Linked DNA regions of Mus musculus: region 1 is linked to region 2. The links are chromatin loops, found by intact Hi-C in ENCODE. Cell type or tissue: heart. All regions are shown on one strand. Links, peaks and the distances in the headings refer to the core of each region. The heading gives the core; the rest is flanking DNA.

Region 1 (15,955 bases), core at 3,284-11,283, 160 kb before region 2:
ACCCTTTCCCTAGACTCCTGTCTGTCTTCTCAGTCCATCTTCCAATGGGGATCTTGCTTCCATCTGGCAATGTGTCCCCTCCTCCTAATCCAAAGGGAGACCCTCCTAGTCTCTAGAATCTTCTGATGCCAGGCCCAGCTTTTGCTGTAGAAAAGTATTATCTTTTTAGGATAGCTACCTCTCCTCTATTAAGCATGTTTTAGGGCTTCCAGTTACTTGACAAAGGTAAGTCCTTCTTATGGGATTTCAGCTAAAAAAGAAAAGATGCATAAGAATTAGTGGAATTAGAAAATTTCCATTTTGGAACACTCAGTGAAGCAATGAGACTATTTTAGGCAATGATCAATGGCTTCTCCAAGCATAGGTTAAATGTTGATGAGACATTTTATAATGTATGAATTAGAGGTTGACAACCTGATTTGATCTATCAATCTTAAGGGCACTAATGGAAAGACAGCCAGACATTGTGAGCCTCCTGAAACAATTCACTGGGAAGTTCACAGCCATTCTCAAAGTTTCACTTTTAAAAAGGTAAATCTGAGATTAGTCAGGTCTTTAGAGGTCAACACTAGCTAAAAAATTGTGAGAGTAGAAGAATTTCTGAAGTGACATCATGTGAATCCTGCCTGACAAGTCTACATCTTAAGAATCTACCACAAGATGAACGGACTACATCCTCCCCTGCAACAGATAAACAGTGTTAAGGAGAAGGAGAAGGAGAAGGAGAAAGAAAAGGAGAGGGGGAGGGGGAGAGGGGGGAGAAGGAGGAGGAGGAGGAGAAGAAGAAGATGAAGACGAAGACGAAGAAGCAGGAGGAGAAGGAGGAGGAGGAGGAGGAGGAGGAGAAGGAGAAGAAGGAGGAGGAGGAGGAGGAGGAGGAGGAGGAGGAGAAGGAGAAGGAGAAGGAGAAGAAGGAGGAGGAGGAGGAGAAGGAGAAGAAGAAGAAGGAGGAGGAGGAGGAGAAGGAGAAAGAGAAGAAGAAGAAGAAGGAGGAGGAGGAGGAGGAGGAGGAGGAGGAGGAGGAGGAGGAGGAGGAGAAGAAGAAGAAGAAGAAGAAGAAGAAGAAGAAGAAGAAGAAGAAGAAGAAGAAGAAGAAGAAGAAGAAAGAAGTCAATTGTTGTTAATAAGAAACAAACCAAAGTTTAGATTACATTACTCACGTGTCCTTCCAGATAAAAGTGCTTCCTAACTGGCTCAGGTGCTAAACATATTATAATGTTCATGTAATGTTCATGTAATATGATCATGGTGTTGCCTCTTAGTCCCAAATACCAAGTCTATGATACTCACCACAAATACAAGCTTCAAAATCTACATAATTTTCTCAAACTTGTGGCTAGAATATCTAAATAGTGTTCAACATTAAGAATGACAAGAATCTCCTAATACCTAGAAAGTATGACAAACAGCCCAAATCATAAAGCCACTGCTGACACAAAGGCCTAGGCAGAGTCTCATGTCTTGTTCCTCAACCGCTGTAGTTTTAAAGCTCTCCTGATGATAGATTTGCCATAGCTCCTTAAAAACACCCATATGTACTGCTATATGCTTCTACACACATGCACATATGTCGACATCACTTACTAACATATGTTTGTATATACACACACCTCATAGTCATGAGCAAACAATATTTCTTTTATTTTTTTGTTTCAGATAAAATTTGGAGTAAAACATTGGATTTTGAGCATTCACAGGAAATAAATTCAAATGAATCCATGAGGAATCCCAAGTTAACACTGACCCCTCGTTTATGCCGGAGAATCTTTCTCAAATGTCCTTCGCTATTTTCTCTACCTTAGAAAAAGAATACCAACCATTTTCCAGGCACCATAGGATTGTCTCGTGGGGAAGACAACACAAGGGTGGGGTGCATGCCTCTGGGTTCTGTGAGGTATCTGAGCATCCTTGTAGGAGGCATATGCAGTCTTGAGTACCCAGCGCTTGTGAACAAGCTAAATCCTAAGGCAGTAGGAACCAGAAGTCTAGGCAGATCTTGATGTCTTGTTCTTAAAGCCTGACTCTTTGACAACTACTGGGATGCTAAGGGATGTGTTTGGCCTTCCTGGTTCTGAGGTATGTTTAATACACGTGAAAGAGGCACAAAATTAAAATATATCCTAAGAGCATACTTGGATGGAGGCTTCCATTAACTCTGTTTAGGGGGAAATGGGGTTCAATAGCATAGACAAGTGAATACTGATTCTCAAATCCCCGGTAAATCTCAGCACCATTATGCTGAAACCCCAACACTTAGGTTGTATATGATCTTTTTAAAGCAAAAGCAATAGGTCCTTTTCCAGACCTTGCTTAATCAAGTTCTCTGTACAAAGCAGATCTCTGACACACTGAAGCTCAGTGTGCCAGAATTTACATTGCTCCCCCTATACACACATGCCTGGTGCTAATGCACCATCTAATGATTGTGAGAGATTTTCTGGTTAAGAGATTTGTATTATAGCTCAATGCCAGAGTATTTCCCTAGCATGCAAGAGACCCTGGGTTCAGTCCTCATTGGTGGTGTTGGGAGAGAAGTTTCTTAAAATATCTTGGCAATTGTCTACATAGAGTTAGTGTAGACCTGCAAGGCTCATTTTTACACAACATCTACTTGCAGTCTACTGTTCTAACTGGATAGGTTTCTTCTTCCCTCACTCAGGATATTCATGTGGGTCCGTATAGGTCCCTGTGGAGACCTATATGTCTGTTATGGTGTTGAAATTGAGACACCCCTGAGAATTAAATGAGAGCCCCCTGTTCAGGCAACTTTTCCAAAATGCATTACTAGATGTTTGAGGCTAAAGTCTGAAAGAGTTTTCTATTTAATCTCAATTTGCCCTATTTTTTTCTCAAATTCCATATTTAATCTATCTTTATTCAACATCTGTCATAATGTACCTGGGTGCCTTTACCAGTAGAATCTAAACCACACAAAACCCGCCCATTTCTTTAATGACATCAGGAGCTTAATTTTTTTTAACACTCCCAGGGTAAGAGAAAACAGTTCCCTTCCCTCTGTCTAGTATAAAAAAGATGGGGGGATAAAACCAAAATCCTTACCTCTCCACGCTGAAATGGGTGGAAAGGTCAGACCCCGACACATAGTTAAAGTCAAGTCTCAAATAAGCAAGTATTTATGAGGCTCCTGCATCAGAGCTATACACAGCACGAGGGAAATGTAAGCACTCCGGTCAGGTGAGGATGCAGGAGGTGCCCCCCTGGTAAGGAGTGGTTCTTTGACTGCCTCAGTCCAACACACACGAGGAGCAGTTACTGTTTGCTTACAGGTTACCCAGTCTATGGTATTTTGTTAGAGCAGCCTAAAGGAATTCAGGCAAGCGCCGTCAGCAGATCAAGGATCTGGGATGAACTACCTGAGGAGACATGAAATGGAGATTTGACAGATGGCTACATCATGATAGTTGAGAGGAAATCCGGAACCGTCACAGAAGACAACTTGGCAGGTATCAGTTCGGGGGTGGGGAGGGTGGGAGGGCAGGGTTACTCCCATGTCTCAGCATGGCCCTCTCCTCCTCTCCCCCAACCCAAATATAGACTTCCAGCAAATAGCAGTGAACAGAAAAGGGAGGGGTGGGAGACAGCACAGCAAGTAGAGTGCCCATCTTGCTAGCATTAGAGTTGGGTTTCCCAAGACCTACGTTTAAAAACAGCCTGGCATGGAAGCATGTGCATATAACTCCAGGAAAGCAAAGACAGCCAGATCCTTGGGTGGATGAGGGCATCACTGGTCAACTAGTCTAGCCTAGCTGTCAAATTCCAGGTCAGCAAGACGTACTGTCAAAAAACTGGACATTTCTTAAGGAACAACAGTAGAACTAATTCATACATTCAGTCTCTATCTCTGCCCCCCCACCACACACACACACATGAGTTGTGAGTAGTTGTGAACTGCCTGATGTGGGTGCTGGGAGCCAAACAGGGGTCCTTTACATGACAGCAGTACACACTCTTAACCACAGAGCCATCTCCCCAAGTCCAAGGTTGGGAGACCCTTAAAGCTATCTAACATTTCTAGTTCCCTCACGGCTGAACACCAAGGATTACCAAGGTCTGATCAAATCCTGTGGCTACTTCCTCAGATGGCATTCTGACTGCTTGCTTTGAGGTTAATTTGCCTCCCAACCCTTGTCTCAATTTGGAGGGAAGGTCCCCTGCACACATCTACCCATCCATCTCCATCATGAGAGAAACTAGATCTTGCCTTCAACCCTGCATGGCCTCACTTGAGATGATTTCCAGCCTTTCTAGACCTTGGAGATAGCCTAGCCCTTAGTTACATATCACTTCACACCCAAATCCACGTTAACAATTTCAAACAAATACTTCAGGTACCAGAAGGTGAGTGAGAAAAATAACACAATCACAGACAGAAACCCGTGTTCACTGCAGGATTCCAGCATTTCAGTTCTTCGGGTGAATTGTCACCTTCCTTCTCTCGGAGTCACTTGATTAATAACCCTCTCTCCTTACCTCAAACCCAAACTTCAGGAAGAACAAATTGCAAGGGTTTGCAAAGAAGGTTTCTTTTTTTTTTTTCTTTCCATTTTTTATTAGGTATTTAGCTCATTTACATTTCCAATGCTATACCAAAAGTCCCCCATACCCACCCACCCCCACTCCCCTACCCACCCACTCCCCCTTTTTGGCCCTGGCATTCCCCTGTTCTGGGGCATATAAAGTTTGCGTGTCCAATGGGCCTCGCAAAGAAGGTTTCTAAGCGAGATTAGAACCATCCATTCTTCTTAGGATGTTTCAGTCGCTTCTCTAACTAAGGTTAGTGGTGAGGCATGTCGCTCCAGGATGTCTGAGTACCCAGTATTTGGGTAACTGAACCTCATACTTACGGCAACCTGCTGCTAAGATCTTGGCCTCCATTCAAGGTTTGGGCTTGGATGATGTGCCTGAAATCCAAGCCTAAAGCATTCAATCAGGAAAGGCTGGGATCCAAAGTTACAGCGTGGGTGAGCCCAGAGGATGCCAGCTCCAGCACCACTTACCTGTCAGGCCTGATTAGGGACTCAGCCTCCAGGCAGACAAGCCTGAGGTTAAAATCTGGCCTGCCATTTTCACGCTATGAGATTTTAGGCAGTTTGTACACAGTGTCTTTGCGATTCATCTTCTTCTGTAAAATAAGACTGTTAGTAATAACCCCAGTGTCATGAACTGTTAAGAGAATTAACATGAACGGTGTTTATTTATAAGCAGTAGTCTTTTCTCACTTATGTGTGTATGGTTTTGCTCAGAAAACAGGAGCTTTTTAAAAAAAATAATTAATTATGTTATTTATTTACATCCCCCACTCCTGGTCCCCCCTCGCAGAGTTCTTGCCTGATCCCTTTGTCCCTTTACCTCTGAGAGGGTGCTCCCCCCCCCCAGTATCCCTGCACCCTGGGGCATCAAGTCTCTACAAGATTAGGTACATCCTTTCCCACTGAGGCCAGACAAGACAGTCCTCTGCTACATATGTGTCAGTGGCTTTGGACCAGCCCATGTGAGCTCTGTGGTTGGTGGCTCAGTCTCTGGAGCTCACCAGGGTCCAGGTTAATTGACACTGTTGGTCTTCCTATGGGGTTGCCACCCCCTTCAGCTCCTTCAGTCCTTCCCCTAACTCTTCCATAAGGGTCCCCAACTTCAGTCCAATGGTTGGCTGTAAGTATCTGCATCTGTCTCAGTCAGCTGTTGGTGGATCCTCTCAGATCCTGCTAGGTTCCTGTGTGTGTGAGCACAACATAACATTGGTAAGAGTGTCAGGGATTGGCCCTCACCCATGGGATGGATCACAAGTTGGGCTGGCCACTGCCCGCCATTCCTTCAGTCTCTGATCCAGTTTTGTCCCTGTATTTCTTTTAAACAGGAGTGATTTTGGATCAAAAGTTTTGGAGAGGAGTTGGTGTTCTCATGCCTCCATCGGGGGTCCAAAAACAGGAACTTTTAATATCAAGTGCATCATTTTAAAATCGCAATAGACAAACTGAATAATCAGATGTACTGAATTGTCGGGGGGGGGGCGGGCAAGAATAAAGCCATAAACCACGATTAGAGATGGAGATGGTGAAGTCCGCATACTGACCCTTCAACAAGGAGAGAACTCTACCCAGATGGTTTGGAAGAAGCTCTGACATTCAGCTCACCCTCGACTGTTCAGTCAATAATGTCCCTCAGCTTTGCCTGGGTCCTGATGAAAACATGCCAACTGGGGCAGCTCTCTAAGAGGTAGGGGTCTAAGGAAGGGTTAACCACCCCAGAGCAGAGGGGGGCAGGCCAACACGTTCCCAGGCAGCTATGTTTATCTTGTGTTTTGAGCACCTGACTCAAGCTGAGTAAGAGGGTTTATTTTCTCACTTGGAAAGTTTTCAAAACACCAAAAGGATTTGGTTAAGAGGGAAATAACTCCACTCCAGCTAAATCTTTTTCACTGGCCAAATGGGGCAGGCAGAAAAAAAAAATCAGAAATCTGCTTTGGGCAGTACACAGAGTCATTCAGGGGACGTGGTCATTTGTTTATCAGCAGCCAGCAGCTTCCTGCAACCAGCCGCAGCTGCTGCTCTGCAAAACGATGTCTTTTCATTTTCGGAGAGAGAAGTGCTAAGCGTCACGTTCAGGCAAAGCAAATGACAAAATATTTGACTGCCTTTCTCTCCTTTTGGCTATTTTTACCCCTTGCAGGCTTCCCTGACAGCATCTCGCTTTTTATTCTGGCTCTTGCTTAGCAGTCGTGGTGTGAGTGCTGTCTTTCAGTGTTCTCAGGAGATGCTGAGACCCCGAAGCAACGTGGACATGGTGGGACCACCTCTGTGCTGGGCTTAAAATGGCCTCCTGTTCTGTGGGAAGGCCAATGGCAATCAGGAAAGGGGAAATGGTCAATTCCTTGAATGCTTGCTCACCGGAAGCCAAGCAGAGCATACCTGCTACTCACTTCCCCAGTAAAGGTCTCTACAAACACACTACCACTCCTCAGTTTGAAGGATAGAGATTTTGTTTTCTTAGCTGAGAATAAAACCTGATATTCCATACTTGATTGATTGATTGATTGATTGATTGATTGATTGAATCAGGGTCTTGCTATGTACCCCAGGCTGGCCTGGAATTCATCTTCCTGCCTTTGGTCTTCTGGGTGCTGACATTACAGGCATGTGTTGCCATGCCTGTCAAGATCCCATGAACAGCCTCATAATGTCCCCTTATATAATCTAGGTCAGCTCTCTGTAACATTCTCACCAGCCTGTCCATTGCTTTCTTCATGAAAAGTTACTGTAATTATCTTGCTACTGTGCCTTAATCTATTCATCATTCATTCATTCATGGGTCAAACAACCGATTCCTGTTATGAGTGTAGGGCTGAGAACAAAATGGAATGAGTCCCAGTTCGTAGCATCAAGGGGGATTACTGCTCACTCCAAGAAACTGGAAGGTAAGCAAGCAGGAGATTTGCAAAGAAATGTCCTAGAGCCAGGAAAACTCCTCTGCCATGGACATAAGAGGATGCCCTCTCTCTTGGCTCCCTCTGTGTGAGCCGCCTTCTCCTCTTCCTTTGCTAATTCCCCTGTAGGGTTGGTATGTCTCCTGCCATCTCCCTCACTGTCCTGCACACCACATTTCTCATGCCCCAAATTCTTATCCCATATCACAGAGGACAGACTCATTTATGCACGCACTGCTTATTCGTCTAGATGTCTTTCTCATGAGCAGCCTTTCACCGAGTACATCAATGCTAATTCTTTAAAGCTAATTCTTTAAAGTCTCTTCTTTTACTTGGAGCGCATTGTGAAGATTATAATCTACAAAGAATACTAAAATGGGGAAAGATTCCCTGGGCCTAGCTTCGTACTCATTTTTATTCGTCTGATTTATGGAGTTGATAGGTGAGGCAATGTTCTCATCTACTCTGTACCGGGGGTGTGCGGACAGCTCCATCCATCAAGCGAGCTGTCAGAGCACGATGCTTCAGAGACACTGGCAAACAAAGGTCCAGCTGGTTAACACTTCCAGGAGATGAGAAAGGAGGCTGTTAACCCCAGTGCCCAGGGAAAAGTATTTCCCTCCCTCGGCAGAGATGTGGAGACAGAAGGGATATAATTTAAGAATGAATTCCAAATATGTCTGTATTTCCGTTTCAATCCCTGCATGAAATATATTGATAAATGATCAGCTGTCAAAGGTGATGCTGTTGAAAACAGGATTTATCTTTATTAGTAAACTCAGATTTGGATGTCCATAAATGCAGAGAAAATAGGGGTTTAAGCCCAAATGGACAGTTATGCTGGTCTGATGAGGTGCCAGATGGCAGCTGGGGGCCCTGAGCCATGAGAGGATAGGGCCTCTTATATATAGTCATTGCAGTATTAATTTGGTGATTGAACCTTCAGAGCATCTTGAAGTTTAAACACATATTAACATCTAAAACACACACCTCAGCTGCCATAGTGTTTTGTTGTTATTCCTTTCAAACACCTTAGATCCTTCTGGGGTTTTGTTTTTGTTTTTGTTTTTTTATCTATCACTCTAGTAATTCAAGGCCAGAGGAAAACCCCACAGGGGTATGAGAGGCTCAGTAGAATAATGTCTGGTAAAGTCAGTGTCAACCGGGCAGCAAGAGTAGATTCAGGATTCCCATGCTTGGATGCCTTAGCACCTAGAACTCTGCCAATGCAAGAGAACACGGGGAGGCATCACCATGGGGCAGCACTGCAGTCTTGGAAGTTCACTGTCTGTGGGTGCTCTCTAATAATGGCCTGTGCTCATCACTTGTCTTCTCTGCCCTCATTTGACTCGGATGAATCATTCTGCATTGGGCGATGGAACTCCGTGCTGTGGTAGAAGACCTGGAGGATGTTCTAAGCTCTTCAGGGCGGTGTGCCTGCTTAACTTGGCAGCTAATGGTATATTGTTCTCAAGAATGCTAGTGGAGGTGACAGAGGGGGTGGGGTGGGTCGGTTCACAAAGGGGCTCACAGTTGACAGTGATGAGAGAGATGCACCTGTATGTTCCTTTCAGGTTATCTGAGGGCTCCTCTTCAAGTGAGTCTGTCCTTGCCTCTTCACCCAAAAGACTCTAAAGATGCTTACTGCCTCACCAAGTACACTGCCCTACATGCCCACCCTCTCCTGTCCTGGAGGTTTCAAGAATCCACACTGCAGATTCAAGTGCATTCCTAATACCCTTCAAAGGATCTACATAGTCCAATTTCATCAGCAGGTTTGTTGCCTCCCAGGAAAGGTTCCAGAGGCACATAACCTCATAGACCTCCCAGGAGACTACCTTCTTCCTGTGTCTGGATTAGCAAGAACACCACTAGGGTGTGACCTCTGTCCAAAGGTAGTTGTGCCTAAAGAGAACATTTCAGCTAACTCTAGGAGTTAGTGCTTAGTAGGGGGGTGGCTTAGGGGTGAAGGAGGTATTGTAGTATGAAACATAACTATTCCACTATAATTCATATGCCAAGGTCTTGATTGTCAGTGCATAGGGCATTTGGAAGGTAGAAGAAGTGTTGGGAGATAGGATGCTGTTCTAGTCAAGGTTACTATTGCTGCAATGAAACTCCACGACCAAGGTGATTTGAGGAGGACGGAGTTTACATGGCTTACATTTTCCTTTATCACTGTTCACCATCAAAAACATCAGGACAGGAACTTAAACAGGGCAGACCTGGAGGCAGGAGCTGAGTTAGACGCCATGGAAGGGTGCTGCTTACTAGATTGCTCCTTCTGGCTTGCTCAGACTGCTTTCTTATAGAATCCAGCCCAGGGGTGGCCCCGCTCACAAGGGCTAGGCCATCGCTCATCAATCTCCAAATAAGAAATGGTTTATGGGCTTGCCTACAGCCCGATCCCATGGAAGCATTTTCTCAACTGAGATGACTACAGAGTGTGTTTCAAGATGATATAAATCTAGCCAGCACAAACGTAGGGAGAGAAAGTTAGATCTCTGGGAGTAAGTCCTTGAGGGAGTCTGGAGTCCTTTCTCTCTGTTTACTGGCCCCATAGAGTGGGCCTCTCTGAGCCACCGCATGCACCCATCATAGCGTTTGTCTTGGTTTCCCTGTTGCTAAATAAACCATTCTGACAACAGCAGTGGAAGGGACGAAGGGCTCATTCTGCTTCGTAGTCCTTCGTGGGCACGGACCTTCGTGGCATGGAAGTTTAGGCAGCAGGAGAAAAGCAGCTGCTCATATCATTATCACATCCAGGCGGGAAGCAGGGGTGGGGTGGGGTGGGGTGGGGTGTGTGAGTGTGGGGTTAACGCAGGGTAATGCTCAGCTGCAGTTTCAGCTCCTATAGTCCAGGTTCCTGGTCAGGAGATGGTGCCATCCACATTCCATTTGGATGCTCATCCTGCCTCACCATGCTCTGAAAAATACCCCTAAAGGCATGCTTCTCTCAAGCTGACACTTAACATGAACCATCACAGTGTCCTGCTTAGAGGCAGGCTCCAAGTGACAGGGCCAAACGACTCTGAGCAGAAGCCTGTGAGACCATAAGCCACAACTAACCTCGTCTCTTTCAAATTAACTGTCTCAGATAGTTTATTGCAATAGCAGAAAGCTAACACAGGAAGGCTAGCTGCCAGAATTTCCTTCCTTCTGGTTTCAAAGGAGGAAGAACGCCAAAGAAGAGCCCTTGGAGGCCGAGGGAAGAGGAAGGCATTGGGAGTGATTTACATGGGAGGATGCAGATCAGAGGAAGAAGGTAAGTAATTGGCACAGCCAAAAGAAAGAAGACACTGGTGAAGAACTGGCAGGAAGCAGGGATCAAGGAGAAAGTTGCCTCGGAGACTTGGATGAAGTTGTGCTGTGTCTGTGTGATATTCCCGTAGACTTGCCTGTAAAATAGCCATTGCCCGGAAATGCTTTTGGAATTCTATGGGGTTGAGTGAGCGTTGCAATTATGGAGTTAAGTTTGAAGACTTACCTGTACATGAGCAAAGATAAGAACAAGAATGGCTGAAACGTCTGAGTCTGAGTTGGGCCATGTCGACTAATTAGCAGAAGGTCAGGGGTAACACTCTACTTCATTATTGTTATTGCCAGGGACACTGTAGGGTAACAGAGCAATTCTCTATTGTAACAGGCCCTCAGACCTTAACATGACTGACTCTGTGATGGGAGCACCATTTACGCCATAAAATTTGGCACTTGAAAGAGGAGAAAGGGCTGGGCCCTTGTAATTCAATTGAAATAGAATCAGCACAATTCCATTTCAATTAAATGTTAAGACAAAGAAGCAGAATTAACTGGGGTTAGGGGAAAGAAGCCGTATGAAGGAGCACTGGATGCTTGGTATGGTGGGTACTACATAGGCATACATTCGGCTTTGTGCCCAGATGTTAGTTTATTTAGTGTTTCTTCACTTGTAGACTCTAGTCTATAATTGTAATCTGTGGCCTCGATAGAAATTACAATACTCAGCTCTTAAATTTATGAAGCGGGATTTCTGGGCTTGGAGACCAGCGCCATAGTGGAACGGTTCACGAGGAGACCTAGACACAGCTTGGTGTGTTCGGCTTACAGAATGATGCTCAGTGTTTGTTGGCTTCTGGATCCCTGTAAAGTCACTGCACGCCTGGCATAGACATCAGGGATCTGGTCTGGTAGGCCTGGAGTAAGCTTGAACATTGTATTTGGCAAGCTCTGAAAATGATTATGTTGTCTATTCAGTTGTGAGGACCACTAGAAAAAAAATTAGCAAGAAATGGAGCCCTAAGCCCCAAACTATAAGCCAATCAATGCCAATGTCACTAGCAAAGTAAACAATGCATGGAAAGAATGATGTCCTTCGCAGATAGGTGAAGGAACACACCAGGGCTTGTTCCTAGTCAAGAAAGGAGAGCTTTGTAGAATCTTTCCCCTGAAAGGTCATATTTTGACCCTAAAGAATGCATGTGGCCCTGAACAGCAGCAACAGCCTAAGAGATGGGATGGAGGGATGATACAGACGCACAAGGACCTGTGCTCCTCTAGGTAAGGGCTCTAGTTCAGTTCCTCAAAGAGTGATGATCCTCGGGGTCACTCGAGGGTAAGAAGTGGCTGCAGCTAAATCCAGAGCTGGGGCTCCTGAGGTCGGCTGAGTCAGTCTGTGGGAATCCAGGAATCCTGATTCATAAGGAGTGTCTTAGCTATATCTCACACATTCACATTTGAGTTATGTCTCAGAAAAAGCATAGAGGATTGGAACCCCTCATATTTTAATAGAAGCCAAGGACAGTCAGCTTGTGTGGTCTGCATAGGGAGCCATGACCATCTATGCTTCACACTTCCACCTCAGAGAGGGCAAAGGTTCCTTGGTTACGAGTGAAGTCACTTACTGATTGTCCACTGCCCTGTATAGGCCAAGCACTGAACATTTGAGACATGCAGTACACGGCATCTCAAGTATATTAAGTTTAACATATCTGTGGTGAGAGTGCTTGTCTGCAATTATAAAATATTCTCAAGAGGGCTGGGAAGGGAAGGAATGCCTAGCCAGCAATAGACTCTAAAATGTTCTGGGGAAATCGCTTGGTTGTACTGTACACGGAAGGTTTCCTGTCATGTTTAATTCCCTTGTTTCTTGCTCTTTTTCTTAATCTCATTTTCCTTTCAGTGCCAAGCAGAACAATTCCTTGAGCAATCACTCAAAAAGATGTGAGTGAGTGTTTTGGAGACAGGAAGGGAGGGGCTGTTGTTACAGGCTTTGGAAACTGTGCCAACCTGCAAGTGGTGGTTTGTGGTACAGCAATCCAGGCTAAGGACCCCAGGAGAAAGCAGCAGAGGAAAAAGCGTGGGCCGTATCCCCTGGGGTCCCCAGAGTGACCAGTGGGAGATGCTGTCAAAGCTTTTGCCAGCAGAGAACTGGCCACTCCACAAGCCCAATGTCTGTCTATCACAGCCTAGATTAGGCATATGCACTCCACACTGTCCGATAAGCTCAGACGCCTTCATTCTCTCTATGTATCTTTGTGTCTACTACACTATAGGCTTAGGGTGTCTCACTGAAAATCCACTCCCCTACCTCCATGCTACACAGCTTCATTGAAAGTCAGCTGGCCTTCTGAGTTTCACTGCAGTCTCTGGTTATTATACCGAAATCCATTAAACACATAAAATATCTTATTGGAACCTTCAATTAAACCTCAAGCCTCATAAAAGAGAATGGAGTGATTATGCAAAAGTGATCTAATACCGTGCAAAGCCTTGGAAATAATAATGTCAGGCAGAACCTGTCACCTTCTGCTCAGGGAGCTGAAGGCATTGATGTTGTTCTTTCTAACAGAGAAGGCTTAGGCTCTTCCTTAACCATTCCACCTATGTATGTCCAAGTTTCTCCACCTGCGACATGGGGATCAATACACCAGGAGACAGTTGCCATTGCCGTTGTGTAGAGGCCAAGCGGAGGGCGTTCTTCTACCTGTGTGCTCGTGCCTGTGGAGTCCAGAGGAGGAAAGTGAATCCTTTAGAGGTGGACTTACAGGCATTGTGGGTGCTGGGATCTGAACTCTGGTCTGAAAAAGCAGCAGGCACTCTTAACTGCTGAACTATCTCTCCCGTCCTAACTACTAATGGCTATATAACAGTCCATAGAATGGCTGATCCATTGTAGCAGAGGTAAAGGAAGGGAGGGATTAGAGCTGGTGGCCATGACCCAGTTAGGAAATGAGTCACATTGGCATTATTTATAGAGTTCTGGAACACTTAATATTCCTGAGAGGGGGCGGCACTAAAGTGTTCATGACTCAGGTCTTATTTCTTTCAATCCCTCTCAGCATTGCTCCCTAAACTGTGCCCTGCAGGGAACAGTAAGTTCTGTGAGATAGAACAGAAGAAATGAAGCAATCCACCTTTCCTTTCTGTAGCTGCTGAGCTTGGAGGTAAAGCCTGGGAGCTCCCACACATCAGTGTATGAGCACATATGTGCACATATAGGGACATGCACACACATGGCTTTGATAAAGCCACAGCATACAGAGGACGCATCATGCCAGGGAAGTGGCAATGGGCATGCGCTTTGGAGGCAGAACTTACCTCTGACTCTCTTGGGCTAAGCTTACCCTGTAAAAATGAAGTCCTAACCATGAGTCTGATATGTTTGCTGTGCAGGTTAAGTGGAATGATATGAACTGGTTAGGCTTTGAGTATGAAACGTCTCCTGCAGGCTGGTGTGTTGAACCCTTGATCCCTGTTGGTAACACTGTTTTGGGAGGTGGGAGCCTCACTAGAAGAAGCTGTCACTGGTGTGTGTGTGTGAGTGTATGTGAATGTGTGTGTGAGTGTGTATTTGTGAGTGTGTGTGATTGTGTGAGGGTATGTGAGTGTGTGTGTGAGTGTGTATGTATGTGAGTGAGTGAGTGTGTGTGTGTGTGTGAGTGTATGTGTGTACACATGCTGGGAGTGACCTTGGAGGATATAGCTGGCCTCCACCCTCTTCCTCGCTCTGCTTCTTGTCTACCATAAGGAAAACAATTTCCTCTTTGCATCCTCCCATTTTGTGAGTGGAGCTAAGTGACCATGGAGTGAACTCCTTGGGACTCTGAAATAAATATTCACTCCTTTTAAGCTGTTTCATCAGGTCTTTGGTCACAGCGACAAAGAAAGAGGTGAACATATGCACAGAAGTAAAGAATGGGATGTGGCAACATGGCAAACACCAGGCAAACGGTTATCCTTATCGTTATCTTTCCACTCATTTTTGAAAGCAGAGCAGAGGTCACAGTGCCAAGACACTAGTTGGACTGCTGCTCCTTCAATCATAATTGAGGGCAAACTTCTCAGCGCAATCCTGACCCCTTCTGCTTGTTTTCACTAGAGAGAAAAACAGCTACTTGTTGTATGTGACTTCTAGTCAGCAGCAATACTTATGATCCCACATGTATGTTTAAACCCAGGAGTTAGAGAACAGTTCCAGGACACCTAAGTTCTGGCTTGCTTTCTGCCTACATTTCAAACGGTACTGTTGCTTGGTTGGTGCAAGATTCTCTCATCGTAACTACCAGGTATCAGCCACTCACCATCAGTTACATGCCTTTCTATAGGAAGCATGTCTTCGTCTTCACATTGGCCTATAGGTTAGGTATTTTTCTTCTCCCCATTTTATAGATGTGAGGCCTGAAGTACGAAATGATTTACCTATGGCCAAGTGGGCCCAGGACGTGGAATGGAAATTCAAACCTGGTTATCTCTCCAGTCTCCTCTTGCTCTGGCAAACCGTGTCCTGCTCATGGTCTAGTGATGGCCTGAGCTCTGGAGTCATCATAACTTGTAGCATGAACTGATTCGGGCCCATGCTAGCTTTGCTGAGCTATCCCATGCTTCCCACACACCCAGGCTCAATGCCAGCCTCCCGAGCCTCTGTCCTCCTTATTCCCACACCCACTCTTCACAGCAACTAGGCTCAACTCTGGCCTAGCTTGCATCCTCCAGCCTGCTAATGAAGAAAGTGTTGCATGGTTGACATGGAGACGATGAGATAAATCTTACTAGCTCTGGTCCTGCCTGCCTGTCACCTCCCCATCTGTTCTCATCTCTGGCAACCTTTGGCCTCACTGCTGTTTTCTGCCAACTCTTTACTTTCTTCTTTTTGCTAAACAATAGGCTCTGGAATTATGAAAGACCAAGACTGGGGGTGCCCTCCTCTGCTTCTTTCCCTTACCTCCCAGATGGTACTAGACACGAGATTCCCTGGTTATACTCCTGCAAGCCAGGAGGCGCATCTCACCTTTCCTTGGGGGCAGAGGATGAAAGCTGGAAAGCTGTTCATCCATAAATGCTTTTTGGAAAATTAGGCTGAAGGGACTTGCATTCAGACCCACACCAAGACCATAGGGTTGGTAGGCACTGCTGCTGTGGGTTGAATTGTGCCACAGAACAGTTCCTTATTAAGAACAGGGAAGGTGTAAGTAGATAAGAGGAGGTATATCTCAGCTCATTTTCTGTTGTAACAAATGACCAAAGACGACTGGGTGA
Region 2 (15,955 bases), core at 3,456-11,455:
AGTCTGATGGACATGCTCATCTCTGCACTCTCTGAGCACGTGGGCATGTGGTATGCTCTCCTCCAGTGTGTGCCTGGAACAAAGCTACCCCTTAAGGCATCAGGCAAACCTGGAGCCTGTCCTCCCCACTACAGGCAGAAATACCCAAAGTCCAGGAACCCTGAGCTGGGTGTTCTTGCTTCATTTCAAGCTGAATGACAGAGATTTCAAGCCCCAATGGAGTAGACTTCTGAACTTTTCTGCAGAGATCGATCTGGTTCAACTCCCTGAAGCAACACAGGAAAACGTCGAACAGTTTAGAATCTGAAATTCAAACCATAAGCCCAAAGCCTCAAACTGGATCCACGCAGTGACAATTGTGCCTTTTAAATGTCGTCTGATAAAGCTGGAAGCCCACTCGTCAATGAGAGAGGGTCTTTTTCCACATATAAACTGCACTGCTAAAGGCCCTCCTCAGAAGAAGGCACCAGACAAAGCCCTTCTCCCACCTTCTTCCTTCGTATGTGAACAAGCACCATCTCTGTGTGTGGATCAAGCCTAAGACAACCCGGCCGGCAGTATGCCCAGGGGCCAGGCAAGCAGAGTCAGGGTGGCTCTCCTGCTTCCCCCTGGTGGTAGAAAAGAACCAGAGGCCCACTTCGTGTAGAAAGCATCACTTTTTCTATGCCCTTTAATCCAGACACACTGATTACATGTCACAGGGCTCAAGAAGTCTGTCTTCCCTGTTGCTTGTTCCAACGATTACGGAAGAAACTTCTCAAGTTTACATGAAGGAAAATCATCTTACTATGCACATTTAACAGCCTCTCCCTTCTAAGAAAGAAGAAGAAAAAAATCTTATGTGACTGCTAAGGCATAAACCACTTTCTGAGAGACACTGTGAAACCCACTTCCAACTCCTGCAACTGCAATGCCGTTTCCTCCAATGCGGTGGATGAATGAAAACAACCTAGCGGGCAAACCGGCCAGCACCCAAACAGACTGACATGTGTGAGAGGAGGCACCCTCATGGGATGGGAAGGCTGGGAAGCCTGGCTTCAAGGAGGCCATTCGGAAGGTGGATTCTGTGCTTTGGCTTGCTGCACACCCAAGACTCCTAAAAGCTACAAAAGTGGAATCAACAAGGTCTACCTAAGAGGAAAGCTGTAGGCGGAGAAGCACAGACGACCGAAGAGGAGGAAGTGGAGGAAGGAGAAGGAAGGTCGGGAGGAAAAGGAGGAAGGGGGAGGGGAAAGAGGGAGAACAAAGGGAGAAGAGGAGGAGGAGGAGGAGAGCAAGAGAGAAGAGAGGAAGGCTGAAGCAGAGAGAGGGAGTAGAGGAAAGAAGACACCAAGAGTGAGACCGTTGGCATGAAACCCATATCAGTCTGTGCGTTCTTCATTAATTAAAACCCTTGGCACTCCATAAATTACACTAATAAATTACATCAGAGGATGTAACAATCACCAAGGTCAGGAGGCTGAAGTGGTCAATTACTGCTTTTATTCTTATTTCAACAAAGGCATCTCTTCGACATGAGCAGCCCTGGAGAATGACGGATCACAGATGACAGCCCCAGCTTGGCTTCCTGCTCCCAATTCTCCTAGGTTGAAACCACGATTTAATCTCATTTTCCCTGGCCCAAAGCATTGCGAGAAACTCTTGTTTCGAAGTTTAGAAATATAATTAGCTAACAGGGGTCCTTCTAAATTACATGTTCCACAGATGGGTAGGCTGACATGTTTATTTTGTTGCCCCATTATCTAAATCCAGACACTCTGGAAATGACAAAAGGCACCCTGGCCTCAATAAGCCACCCACCCAGCTGAAGGACACTGAAGAAGCCCGCTGCACAGAATGTGTGAGGATCCTTGGCCAGGGGTACAGAAGTCTCCTGAGCATCCCAACCTTCCATCTAAAGGGCTGAGACCCTTGTGATGTTCAACTTTCACTTTCTAACTGCAGGCACTTACACTTGAGACGAACTTTTAGAGTGTTCCGATAGATCCCTGTTCTCCACCTCTTTTAATTTCACACAGTTATCTGCTGATCACTAATATATGAAAGATCAATGAAGCAAGCCGAACCCACCAAAGACTCAGCTAGATATCAGTTGCACTTAAAAAAAAAATCTGTAACTTAGAAAAACTCTTCTATAGTAATTTCTGCTAAGCAACCAGTTCACCCTCAACATTCATGGTGTGCCAGCACACACTCCTGAGGTGCGCTGGCCAAACAGAGTCTCTGCCATATAACCTCCCAGCCTGCTAACCTCCCAGCCTGGAGTCCTTAGGGAACAAAACTTGCACAGGATTGCATTGTTGGTCTTGTGTCTTTTTTAAAAATTCAGTTACTCTGGTCCAGAAGAAATAAACATTCTAGATTTTGAAATATATTCTAGCAGGGATATAAAGGCTGTTTTCAATTTAATAATAGTTACCATATGCAGCTGATACATTCGTCAAAGAAAAGTGAAATGTCACCTCTTGGAGATATCTCCTTTGAGAGATATCTTCAGTAATAAATTTACTCATCAGACACACCCACCCAGATCTTGAGGCTACCATTCCTGAAGGGCTGTGATTCCCTGGCCGTTTGTTTACTGATATGTGTTTATCATATAGTAGAAAGAAGATGTATTAGGCAGAACTCCTCAGCCAGATAATCACCATAGACAGCTGCTTACTTTAACCCAACGGAGACCAAATGAACAGTTTTATTAAGCCACTTTATAAAACCACAGCTCACAAATCACTTCTCCCAAAGACCTGTGCGCACACTGAGCGGCCAGCCCTTCCCTTCTGCGCTGGGAGGTCGTGAGGATGGCTGTGCTCACAGAGCTTGGCCTGTGTCTGCTTCCCACTTAGAATACAGCGATGCTGTTGCAGACACCACTCAGAACAAGGTCCTGGATTCACAGTGCTTTATCCAATTACACTGCCGGCCAAGGCACAAGAAAGCCATTGAAATCAGCCCATTCTTCCCTTTTATTTCCGCTAAACCACACGAATCGCCTGAATTTCAGACATGTCATTACTTACCATGGTCCCTACAAGGAAAGAAAGGAGTGGGGATGGGGAAAGGAGATGAATATTCACTTGAGAATCCCACAGAGTAAAGGCTGAGTGAGAAGCTAGCGAGAGGAGCAGATAAAAAGCAAGAAGGGAGACATGGCTTATCATCGTCTGCTGGCCACATTCCGCCAGCCAAAAAAAGAAAACCCAACTTAACGGTAAGATCTCTGGTTCCTTCTGATGAGGAGAAAAAACGTAAACTCAAGTTGGCTTCCAGATTACCACAGCTGTCTTGCTTCGAAGCTACAGTGAGCCACCTTCAACATGGTAAAATGGAGTATAGTTGGCCAAGAGCAGCACGTTTGCAGGGACACGCACCAGAAGGGGCTAGCTGAAAACATCTACACTTTGCAAGCATAAAGGTCTCCAAACAAGAGCTGAAAAGCAAGAGTGAGCTTGCTGCAGAAGCAGAGAGGATGAAAAAGCAGGAGGAGAAAGGTCTGGACATTTCAGAGACTGGAGGGAAAGCCCTGAGGGCAGAGACTGCCTGCCTACCTAAGCAGTGCATGCAGAGAATTTACCATCCTGGGGGAGCCTTTGCCTTTGCCTACACCGACTTATTCTCAGAGGCCACACCTCCACCTCTCATGACTCCTGTGAAGACAGGGACCTTAGAAATGACAGGACAATTCCTGTCCTTCCTTACCCTCCAAAAACAGAGTTTGTGTTAAATGGCTGATTAACTCAGACCTACTCTGATGAAGAAAAGAGGTATTAGATTTATTTTAAAATTTCAGCATGAATCAAATTCTTTTTTTAAAAAAAGAGTTAGCTGGCTAACACTTTTTAAAGGAACTCAATTGGTAAAGTGTAAAGTGAGGTATATAAAAGCATAGCTAGGTCGTGAGTTGCAAAACTAATAAAATTAACATCGTCTTTCAAATAAATTCTTCACATAGGCTTCTGTTGTACAACTCTTCAGGGTAATACCATGTTGCTAGAGTATGAACAGTCTGCCTTAAAACTTGTTTCCATTTACAACTGCTTTCAATAGAAGAAAGCTAAAATGATTGCTATTGATATCTGTAAGTTGCAAGAATCCAGGCCATGCAACTTAAAAGTGGATTTAAGCTCAGGAAACTGAAAGTTAAAAACAAATCCTCAAGCAAAACTGAAGAGGGGCCTTTTGCTCAGTGATTTCTGTACCGCGATAGCGGTCACGAGACTAAATCAGCCGAATTAGGTCAGAGATTTGCTTAGCCTGAGCTTAGGGGCCAACAAGAAAGCCCTTCTCTCAGGGGAGTGGAGCTCCCTTGTCCACTTAGTCTGAACAGGAAGACCAGGGGCGGACATCCTTTGACCCCTGCCCTGAGCCTGGAGGAGGAGCTCCAGGGGGAATGTAAACAGCAGAGCCAGCTCCAGCAGGACTCCCAGGAACCTCCAGTCCCGCTACCCCATTCCCCACACCCTGCTGATCCAGCAAATCCTAACCACAACTTTACCTGCTTCTGATCTTGAGTGAAAAATGATTCCTGACAGTGCCACAGGCTCAGTGCAGTCTGGTGAGCCATGGAACATCACAACACAAACTTCCAGAAGCTGAAATGCGTGCGTTTAACCAGTTAAACTCCCGAGCAGTGATTGAGCCTATGGTGGGAAGGAGCTACAGTCATGTCCCGCCTGCCTCCGGTGGAACACTTGGCTCTCACACCCTATGGGGCAGTGTATGCTGTGCTATCCCCTGTGGGACTGCCAAGAATAAAACTCAAAGCATGAACTTAGTCTGCTGGTGGAGGGGAATAAGAGTAAGTATGGGGGTGCAGATGTGGGTTTTCTCTCTCATCTGTGGGAGAAGTGACGCGTGGTGTCCTTTTCTACTTAAAACAGTATCAGACGAGCAGACATCTGCTGTAAGTAATTCCACTTAAGGGCATTCTGGTGAATGAACCGCTTCAAGTCTCCTCCCTCCCCGTAGTTTCTTGCATTATCAAAATATGTTGACCGATCACTTCCCTGTAGCATTCCCAGGCCTCTGCTTTCTCCCAGGGAACATCTAATACTGCTCATCAAGGGGCTTGATCTGCTCCAAGGTACCTCACCAGCTGATATCTTGGGATGCCTGCTTGCTATGAATGTTTTTGAGAAACACGGGGTCATGGGTACCAAGCATGTTACTGAAGTCACAGGAAGGGTGAACCCACATACCATAAAACTTTCCCACAGTCTAAGTCACTGAGTCTCATTCAAAGCCTTGAACCGGAATCTGGTCCAGTTTAACACTTAGTTTAAGCTGGCAAAAATCCCCCTTCCCAGCCTGCTGCTGGCCTGTGCTACTCCGAAGAGCTGAACGAGTTTCATTACTGGAACAAGCTGTACTGGGGAGACAGCAGTTGTGAGTCTTTCCCCTTAATCAATGACAGGAAGACCAAGAGACAGGAAAGGAAAACTCCACAAATAGCAACTCTGAGAACGCAGGTAAACGCCAGTCTTTACTGAGGAAGGGAAGGTCGCCGAAGCGCCTTCCTTAAGCTATCAACCTGATAAAAACGCTGCTCTAAATAGTTCCCCAACAGCGAAGGGAAGGAGGGGCGACCTCAAGGCTGTGCGCCGCAGTCATAAGCTGTCAGGTGGCAGCCCCCCTTGGAAGCCAGAGAGACCATCTGCAATCACTCTAGGTCAGCAGTTCGTGACCCCTTTGGGGTGGGGGTACCGTGACCCCTTTTGGGGGGAATGAATGAGCCTTTCACACGGGTCACCTAAGACCCTTAGAAAACACTGATATTTACATCACTATTCATAACAGTAGCAAAATTCTAGTTATGAAGTAGAAACGAAAGTAACTTTATGGCTGGGGGTGACCACAACATGAGGAACTGTATTAAGGTATTAAAGGGTTGCAGCGTTAGGAATGCTTAATCTGCATGATCAAAGAATGTTTACCTTGAATCATCAATTCAGCTGTAATACATCCAGACGAATAAGACAGGAGTAGAAATCCTGTTATTTGCTGTTTTAAAAGCCCACGGGAAACAAAGCAAACTTTAAAAAAAAAAAAAAAAAAAAAAAAAAAAAAAAAAAAACTAAAGAAGCTAATCTAAGTTATAAACACAAGAAAACACTTTTACTGCTGGTAACTTCCTTAAAGGAATGATGCCTTGTGTTCTGTGCATGCAGCTTAGCCTGAAAAGGTCAATTAAAGGGATGTAGGCTGTGCTCAACACAGAGGAAAGAGTGGAGCATTTAGTTTTGACAGCTGGAGTGAAGACACAGGCCTGAGTCCTGCCCTGGGTTCCATCCTCAGGACCCCTAAGACCTGGCAAGATGAAACCAAGTGAGGCGCTGTAGCTCTCGGGGCTACATGAGACCCTGGCTCAAAAAAGAAAGAGGAGTGAGGGACAAGGGGTAGAGCAGCTGTACTGTGGCTGAGGGGGTCACCCAAAGCTCCAAGCCCTCACTTTCCTCACTTACGAGGCAAGCCATTGGGGCCATCTTGAGTTCAAGGCTGGGGCCAACACCCCTTCTGCATAGGACTTAGGTGAGACTACTCACTCAGAAAGGTCAGAAGCCATCATCAGGGCCTAGGAGCCAGCCCTCTGGGCCCCCCTCCTAAAGGGAAGAGGACTCAGGCCTAGAAGAAGCAGTTATCCAGGGGAAGATTGCCTGTCTCCACATAAAAGGAAAAAGGCTCAGATTCTCCACTAACAGATCCCTCAAACACAGATTTTTTTTCAGCACCTGGAGTCCTCACTTCAGTTCAAAGGATGTGAGCAGCGCACCCTGAAGGCCGGGCAGAGATGGAGAGAGAGAGACGCTCACAGGCTGGACAGGGCATGTGAGCAACAACCAGGACCCTCACAAATAGCACTAAAACACACTCCTGCCTAGTTACACATCTGAGGGGCTGGTCTGGAGCAAAAAGGCCAGGCTCTATGTGCACACACTCCTGCCGGTTTAGCTTGGCAAAGGCACTGGGGTGGGCTGGGGTGGGGTTCCAGTAGGAGGAGCAGCCTGCTTTGAACCACCACAGTAAAGGCCAGGAGGACAGCAGCCAGCTGCTTCTTACAGTGACTACTAGAAAGAGCCTCCGCAGACAAGGAAAGGGGAACAGTGGGCTCTGATGTCACCCCACTTCCTCCCACCCCAGCAGACACTCACAGGGACACCATGACCTGGGCCTGTTGGAATGCTAGGCCAGAGGGGGTGGAGGAAGGGCAGAGCGCAGAAAGGAAAATGGTATCAGACCCAGACTGCTTGGCCAGTGGGGTTCAATCCGAAAACATTCATTGCTTGTAAAACAAGAAGCCCCCATGGGATGAAATGACCACACTGTTCGCCAAATGCCACTGCCAGAATGGGGCTACAACCCCCTAAAAGTGACTGTCCCTCAGCAGGAAAGGGGCAGAGAGACAGGGGAAAGGAACTATAGTCACGGAAGGGCCTGAGGATTACCAAACTCAACTATTCAGAGCCTTGCACAAGAGCTTCCTGCACCCAGACGACTCTAAAGCACACTCAGAGCCTCTGCCCTTCCAGCCTTCCAGCCATCCAACCCGACGTTGATCTCCAAACACACTGAGTGTTTCAGCTCCCCGGGCTCTCTGCGCGCTTCACGCATTGTGCTCTCGCCTTACTAACCCGCTCCCACACATCCTTTCACCTCGGCTGAAGTGGAGTCAGAAAACTCAAGTCCCTCACACAAAAACGCACTTTGTCCCCAGTGGCTACCCTCACACTTGGCAGCAACTGGCTAGGTTTAATTTGTTCCAAGTCCTTTTCCGAGGAGAGACTACAAAGTCCGGGAAGATGGGGACTGGTGAATGCTCCCAGTCCCCTAACTTAAGAGCCCTCTGACTCCTAATACTATGCTAGCCACAGTTTCCAATCCCACCCACTTCCCCCGGGGCACTTCAGTTTCAAGGTTCCAACGCCCCTGTGGCTTCTCTACTCCAGTCCCAGAACAACCACTCCCCCTTCAAAACTGCTCAGAGGCTGCAAAAGGCTGCCTCAGGAAATCTTCTTGCCAATGTCCCTCGGTGACAAGCTCTCTGTCCTTTCCCGAGTGGAGGACAGCAAACTTCTGAGCCGTACACACTGAGCACCCTCTCAGGCTCTGTCACCAAGAAGAAGCCAGGACGGGGCACTAAGCTGGCACCTCACTGCCCAGATAATAATATGAAGTCTTGGGAGAGTAATGGAAATCAGCTTATAGAACCTGCCGCTCTGCTGGCGCTCTGCGACAATCTCCCTGAGAGTGATGCGACTCTGCACCTGATACCTGGGTGCCAGCACCCCTGAGCTCTAACTCAAACTACCATAGCCAAACCACCAAAGAACATCACTACAGAAAACCGAGGGGTTACACCACTCGGTGCTGATATGGTTAGCTGGCCTTACTTCAATTAAATATACACTTGAAGAACACATGTAATTTTTATATGTGGTCCCCAATGTTATTACGGTTTTAAACCTTAACACTACCAAACTGTAAATGCTAGGAACTTAAAAACACAACAGTTCAAAGTTTCACTTAACACTGCGTTGATTAAAAGTAGAAAATGTTAGGGTTAACTTAGAAATTACACTTCTCTCAGCTGCCTACAGGAAGAGCTTCTGTTTTCTGGGCTGTCTCCAGTTGGTTGTTTTCCTTTTCCTTTCTTGGGGATGTGTCCAGTTGAGAGGCAGCAATGGTAGTTTCCACGTCTGCAGCCTCCCACTACTCACTACCCAGCACCAGAAAGGGCCTGCTGCATTGTGGATGTCACAACTGGCTTCTCTGTAGAAAACAAGCTGTCCCCGACCCCCGAAAACCACACAGCACCACAGATACATTCTGCCTGTTTGTTTCTTGGCCAGCACAGAACAGCTCTCCACGGCCTCCGAAGGCCTGAAGTGTTTGGTAACTGTACTATATTCTTACCTCCCAAAGCCACTGACAGGGACAACGCATGTACTCGAGCTTGCTTTCCAAGCGGCCACCTGCCCCTCACTGCAATGCTGAGGAGTTTCTTCTGGTCTACCGGGAGTCCTGAACCTACAAGATGCAGGAGGGGTTCCTCCCTCGTCTCAAGCTTCTGCTCGCTCTCTTATTGCACAACAGGCGACCCTTAAAAGCCTGAAGAATCCTCCGCCATGCACTTGGCCATCCTGGGTGAGAGCTGTCCATGTGGAAGCCTGAGGGAGCAGGATTCTCAGTTCAGTCAGGTTAGTCGCCAGCCGCTGCCTCTCGGCACAGCTCAGGAGACGGGACCGAGGAAGACGGAAGCTAGGCAAGGAACCTCAATGAGAACTTACATTTGACAGCTATTCCAGATGCTTTTGTTAGCTAAGATTCTTAAACCCTCCAGGATTTAATGTTTAGAATAACTCATCCAAAATACTGTAATTACGCTAATTAAAGTAATCAATAAAGGAAAGAAAACCAACTCAACAAACTCCATGAATCCACTTCATATTAGAGTTGTCAGATCTCACAGGTGAACTAAATGCAAACGTGGTGTATGGCTGCTGCGAAACAAGCCTCCCAGAACACAACAGCACACAACATACACCTCACACAGACACACACACACACACACAGAGTTCTCTCACCTGGACAGAAGACAGTGGAAAGAGCCTTCATGCTGCTCTGGCTAATGTCAATGGCAGCTCAATGGGCCCAAGGAGCTCTGATGATCTTCCTCATCTGTCCATATCCTGAGCTTAGCAGCCATGACAGACAGGGTCCTGCAAGCCTTTCCCTCTTCCTTTGTAAATCTCTCTCACACCAGCACCACTCTCTCCAGGAAAGTGGTCAAACTCTCTGACATGGCAGCCCCCCTCTAAGGAAACATTCTGCTGTAAAACTGTATTTCCATAAAATTCACCTTGAAATACTAACTCCCAGAAGGGGCCAGGGGTAGCTGTATTTGAAGATGGGCTTTAAAGGAGGTAATTAAAGGTAAACGGGGTGATGCAAGAAGGCCCCATCCAAGAGACAGGTGGGCAAGGCGAAAGAGCCAAAGAACGTGTGAGAAGGTGGTTAAGTGTCCACCAAAGAGTGGGGGCCTTAGAAGAAACTGCCACCCTGGTCCTTAAGTTCAGAACTACAAAGATGTAAGTTTCTGTTGCCATCTTGTCTATAGTGGGTTTTGGCCCCTGTGGTGGGCAGAGGCTACAGTAGCCACTAAGGCAATGCACTGAAGCTCGGCATCCTTCGCTCCACCACAGTGACCAAAGCAAACCCTGCAACCAGCAGGTCTGAAAGGGAGGGTTCACCACCCAGTAAGGCCAGGACACCCCGGCAGGGAAGGGGAGCTCTGGCTGTCTGAACAGAGCGTGAGGTGATGTCAAAGACCTGAGGTCCCTCCAGCCACAAGGCCAACCGGAGAAGTGGTCCCAGCGCCACCTCAGAGGCAGTACAATGCTTTCTCTGAGAGGTTTTAAGATGCGCGGCACTCAAGTCACCAAGTGAAAACAGGGACAGCATGGGACGCATCCTGAGACGGAGGGGACTGGGCTACAAGACATTTCTGAGTGAAAACAAACTCCCGTGTCGACAGTCCTCCTGAAGAAAGGACCTCTCTCTCCTTGAGGCAATCCGCCAGTCGAGTCTCCCAGGAAAACCTCCTTACACAGAGCACGAGGTGTTGTGGTGACAACTCATACTCCACAGTCTAAGAACACGATGAAATCTAGGGAGGGATTCGGAGGGAGAGGCAAGAATGGGGAGGGGTGGGAAAGGGCAGAAGAAGAAAGAAAAGAAGGGCAGAGGCTAAGGATCCTCTGGGGAGCTTGCTAGGATGGTTAACAGCCTGTTCTCCTACCAAAGACCCAGAAGCTGAACGCAGCGATTGCCTGCTGTGGTTGGATTCTGTTGAGCCACTCCTAATTAGAATGGAAGCAGATAGCTTGCAGTAATGACTTCTTATCCTACAAACAGATTTCACACACACTGAAACAGCGAGGAACCAAGCCGGTTAAGCGGCCCAGTGACTAGCCTTGTGTGGATGGCTGAAAAGAAGCCTCAGCCAGACTTAACCCTTAGACTGAAATGACCTTGATGCCTTTGTCTATGCAAGTGGCTTGTACACCCCGTCACGGACATGCACTGATGACCACAGCCCTTCAATGCTACTGTGGCACTGCAGTACAGCTCAGAGCAGCTGACAAAGTCGGAACAGAAGGCCTGCTTCTCTGTGAGGCAGAACTTGGTGCAGGTGACCACATGACTGGCAGGTAACTCATGAAAAGAAAAACAAATCAGAGTTGGAACTAAAACAGCAGGCAGCATCTGTAAAGTAGCACCTCCAGGAGAGACTCCATGACTACCCACTGCGCCCCCAAAAGGCATGCCCGGCACTCTTCAACTAGGGAGTTCAGGGGTCCCTGCCCGTCCATCAAAGTACATGAAGGGAAGACAAAGCAGTTTCAACGAATGCTGGTGGAATCTAAGTCCCACGCTGGGCATACTGGGTAGGTGCATGCCTCTCCTTGACTCTTCAGACTGACTCATGCTTACAGCGAGGGTCCATCTTGGTGTCTGTCCCTCTGTCTTCCCTTTGGGAAACTGCTCTGCCTCCTTAATTGACAGAATATCTGAATACCTTTGGCTATAACACCAGAATGTGTATTAACAAGGGAAAACAACTGAACAGTAGGTGTCCTGAGGAGAAGCCAGTTCTCTCAGCGGCTTTTCTCTGTCTGAAGGGGTCTCACTTCTCCCTAGCACCCACCCAGCGACCTCCCCTGGTGCACACCCAATCACTCTCTGAAGTTCTGCCTTTTGTCCCGCCTGCTTGCTTGCCATCTCTGTCCCTCAAAGTGAGCATGAGGTAGACAGACAGAGCAGGAGCTTGTCTGTGACAGTGGCCCAGGGTTAGGGCCACTTAGGCAGTAAGACTGTAGTCAATGAGCAACCTGACCTATGATACCAGGCGAGGGCTAAAACTAGGTCTCAGTGACAGGAAGCAGGGTCTGGAAAGCCAGATCATAGACCTCTGTCTTTGCATTGGTGGACTCTACCTCAGTTTCCTCCCCCATCACCATGGTGCCCTCTCTGTACAAGGCTCTGTCCAAAACCCTTTCTATTCTGACCCTGCAGTCGTCTCAAACTCTCCCACAATGCCCCTGGTGGCCCATGTCTATCTCGCCTCCCACCTCACCTCACTATTCTGTCCAATCACTCGGGTAGGAATCCTGCCCGTCTTATTTTCTAGCTGCATCCCCAGGCTCTGGAAGGGTAGACACCCAATAAATATTTGTTGAATGAATAAAATTCCTGGCTTGCCTGATGTGACTCCGCCCCTTCGTTCCCACTTGAGGAAACACATCACAACGTGGAGGTGGGGTGGGGTGGGGTTGGGGTGGGGTGGGGTGGGGTGGGGTGGGGTGAAAACATGGCAGTATTAAAGTAACATCATTTGCAAGATCCGCCCTTGACTGCTTGTCATAAATCACAAGGCACATGCCTCAGGGCTCATCATCACACACGAGGCGGCTGAGAGTGTGGCTCAGAATGGCCAAGTGGGAGAGAACTAAGAAACGTCTGCGTTTGTCAACTTGTTTTCCAAAAGATGAAGATGACAATTAAAGACTCTGTAAGTCAATCACTACATCTTCATTTTCCTTTCACGAAACACCTTAGGAGAACCCTTTAATTAAATCATGGACATTAACAACTCTTTCCTGGATATCTTTCTCCCATGCCAATGAGGCCAATGTGTTGCTGTTATGTTCATTTAAAAGCCAGCCTACAATCCCACTCAAGGAGGCCACTGCCCCTGTACCCGTGTCACCAGGGTGATGGGCTCAGTCTCCCGATGGTGGACGGAATGCCGTGTCGTATTTTGTTTCACTTTTGTCTGTGTTTTATCTTTTGGATAAATATGTATGGAAATGTCACTGGATGCTGAATCAATCTGGTCTTATTCTGTTTACAAAAAGCATCTTGAAATGATTGTTGCATGAGGAAATATGCCCCAAATGAAAAGTCCTAATAAAGTTTTCAGTCTTGGCACATAAAAGGAACAGATCTAAGAAAGCCAGATTGGCAAGCCCACAGTCAGACAGACAGCCACACACACCAAACAAGGCTAAAGTTAGTAAAGGAAAACATAGCAACCCCAAGCCAGTAACATCATGACCCATAATAGCCTCGGAATGAGGCGCCCATCCACAGACAGACTGGCCACAGCGCTCCCATCACCCCACATGCTGAGCGGCAGCTAAGATTCTGTCTGTTTATTTCTAAACATTTAAAGATCTTTTGGTCTACGAAATACAATGTTTGACATCTTTGGGGTCAAATAAGAGTTTAAAAAGTAAGAGGTGTACAGTAGGAGAGAGGCCATCAAGGCAGGTCCAAAGAGCACAACACGGAAAGACGTGGATAAAAGCCGCTTTAAAAACCGTAATGTCTGAGTCCATAGCATGGTCAAGCAATCGAGCCCTCTGCCTCATCTGACAGAGCAACTGCCAATCCAGGGGAAGAGCAGACACCTGCTAGATGTATTGCGTTTCCAGCCACAGTGGAGGAGAAGCCTCAACTGTAAGGGGCTCTTTAACCTTTTTTGTGAAAAGCATCCTTTAGTGATGTGGTTACTCCCACTCAGGGAGGCAGAAAGGTTTTCAATGCATAGTCGCCAATAAAATCAGTTACTTTGTTAACAAAATAGCTTTACACTGGAAAATCGCCAGCACTTCTAACAGTCTTTTAAACGCTGGTGGTGGAAAGCAGGACCTTGCACACGCTGGGCAGTGGCTTTACCACAACCTACATCCTCAGTCCACACCTGTACTATGTATGTATCAGAGCAGGGTCTCATTTAGCACAAGCTGACCTCAAGCTTATGACGTCATTAGGTAGCTGAGGATGGCCACAGACTCCCCAGGATTTCCTGTGTGCACCACTATGTTCTGCTTACACCTCTATTTCTGTATTAAGACATTAAGTAACAAATAGGCAGCAGGTCTCTGTGTTGCCTATTCTGAGTGAAACAGTAGATTTCGGGTGGAGGACTGTAACAAACAGGGTTTTTCCCCATCCAACTCTGTGGATTCCCTGAACTCTACATACAGCCCCCAGATGAAGAGCCTGTGAGTGAAAGTGCTGCAAGCCTGTTCTGTGTCACATCAAATCAGAGCCGAGGCCCTGCAGAATAAATTACCCACTCAACTCTGAGTCGAGGGAAACCAAGGGAATAGGCAAGGTAGTTTTTCCCTCCAAAAACCACGATGGGCCATTAGTTGGCAAAGAGCAGCATGCTTCAAAATGAATTCAGAAGGGAGCTCTGAGGCCCTGCAGCACAGCTGGAGTCAGCCTCCAGCAGAAAGCCATGAAACTGACCCAACCCAGAAAGAACACATAAGGAGCTCTGGTTTCTTTGTGAAGGGCTATATAATATACCTCTTAGACCCCCACCCCTCCTGAGCTCCACTACCAGATTAAGCCTCTTTCTGCTATTTGTCTCAGTCTGCTTAACTTCAAAACATGATTTCTTCCCTAAATATGTAATTACACGTATTTACTTTGGGGGGGAGGGGGGAGGGAGCCAGAGGCCAGCATAAGACTTCTTTCCTCTGTCACTCTTCACTTTAATTTTTGAGACGGATTGCTCACTGAATTTGGAGCTGGCCACTTGGACTAGACTGGCCAGCCTGGGAGCCCCGGGGATCCACATGTCTCTGCCTCCCCAGCACTGTGGTTACAGATGCGATCGCATACCTTTTACACAGGTCCACATGCTGGTACAGCAAGCAAGCACTTATTCACTGAACTACCTCCCCCACCCCAGCCCGGTGCTGATTGCTTTTCTGCTATCATGACCATGGATGGATGTGTGCCCATGGGAGTTCTAGCACCATCACTTTAAGACTCATGAAAATCAACAAATATCAAGCTATCTAGAATTGGTTAACTGTGTGTGTTCCACATTTGAGCAAATGAACAGAACAACAGAACAGACCCCCAGAGAGGCTCCTTGGAGACTATTTTGATAGGGCTGAAGAAACAGAGAGGAAGGAACTAAATCAAAAATCACCGAGCCAGTGGGTCAGGAAAAAAGAAAACAAAAAAAAAAAAAACAAAAAGAAAAGAAAAATCACGAGCCTTTAATCAGGGCTCCACTACCTTGAACAGCTTTTAAACCCCAAACCACTTCCCCAACTTTAAAGTGATAGCCAAATTAATACTTCTCAGCTAAAAGGAGCGAACGAGCCAATCATTTCTCCAGCTTCAATTAAGCAGTGGACACAATAAGGACTTGGGACTATGACACGGTAACTGGTTAGAATTAACAAATAATTTAAACTCCACTAACTGGACAGAAAGTGACAACCCCACTACAATCCCACATGGCATTCTCTCCTACTATGCAACCTATGACAAGAATCACCCGTACTTAGATCATCGAGGCCTGAATCAACTTTACAGTTTGCTATCCAAACTTCCTATGTGACATTTTACCATGTGATTCAGAACACAGAAGAAAGGACAATCACCCAGCAGTTAAAATAAAGTCACTGTACTTTCCAATGAAACAAAATAAATATTTTAACAATATCAGAGGCAGTGAGCAGCTTTAGCCTCAAGAATAATTTCATCAAGAAAATTTCCTAGACAGTCTATGCTCACCAATATTGATGTCCCAAAGGACCAGGCATGCACAGTAATGGCACTTTTTTTTTTTTCATTGAAATGCACTTGCTATTTTAAAGGGGACAACATGCTCTCAAGTCCAGTGGGCAGAACTGTGTAAGACTTAGTGAAAATCTAACTAGTTCACTACTTTCCAGGTACTCTTTAGTGTGCTCAATGTTGCAAGAGTCAGAAATCTGAAAGAAAGAAGGGGAGGGGGCAGCAGCCACAATTCAGGCGTACACAAAACCATCTGCTACTCCCATTTTTCTTCCTTAAAGGTCTTCCTTAAGCTGGCAAGAAGCAACATCTCCCCCCCAGCCCCCCACCACGGCAGGGCTCCACTGTT

What was found. Hi-C counts contacts between places; a loop is a spot of excess contacts. Peaks named below come from ENCODE experiments on the same cell type or tissue, not always from the same donor. Only the 100,000 strongest peaks of a DNase experiment are listed, where the experiment ranks them.
Region 1: a loop joins it to region 2, with 1.9 times the contacts of the local background. A loop is called at or near these places in 3 of 42 quality-filtered maps.

What each region holds. Positions count from the first base shown.
Region 1 is chr14:48,286,531-48,302,485 of GRCm38, reverse strand. No RefSeq gene overlaps it. Among named protein-coding and RNA genes, the nearest start is that of Gm52144, 89 kb to the right of the region's middle. In heart, for the core only: no CTCF peak of the experiment used is centred there; a DNase peak (open chromatin) is centred at 6,355; H3K4me3 peaks cover 738 bases; H3K27ac peaks cover 571 bases.
Region 2 is chr14:48,122,948-48,138,902 of GRCm38, reverse strand. The region is part of intron 1 of Peli2 (pellino 2); the gene reads right to left. Among named protein-coding and RNA genes, the nearest start is that of Peli2, 10 kb to the right of the region's middle. In heart, for the core only: no CTCF peak of the experiment used is centred there; DNase peaks (open chromatin) are centred at 4,342, 5,512, 6,462, 7,132 and 3 weaker places; H3K4me3 peaks cover 1,032 bases; H3K27ac peaks cover 4,060 bases; H3K27me3 peaks cover 3,106 bases.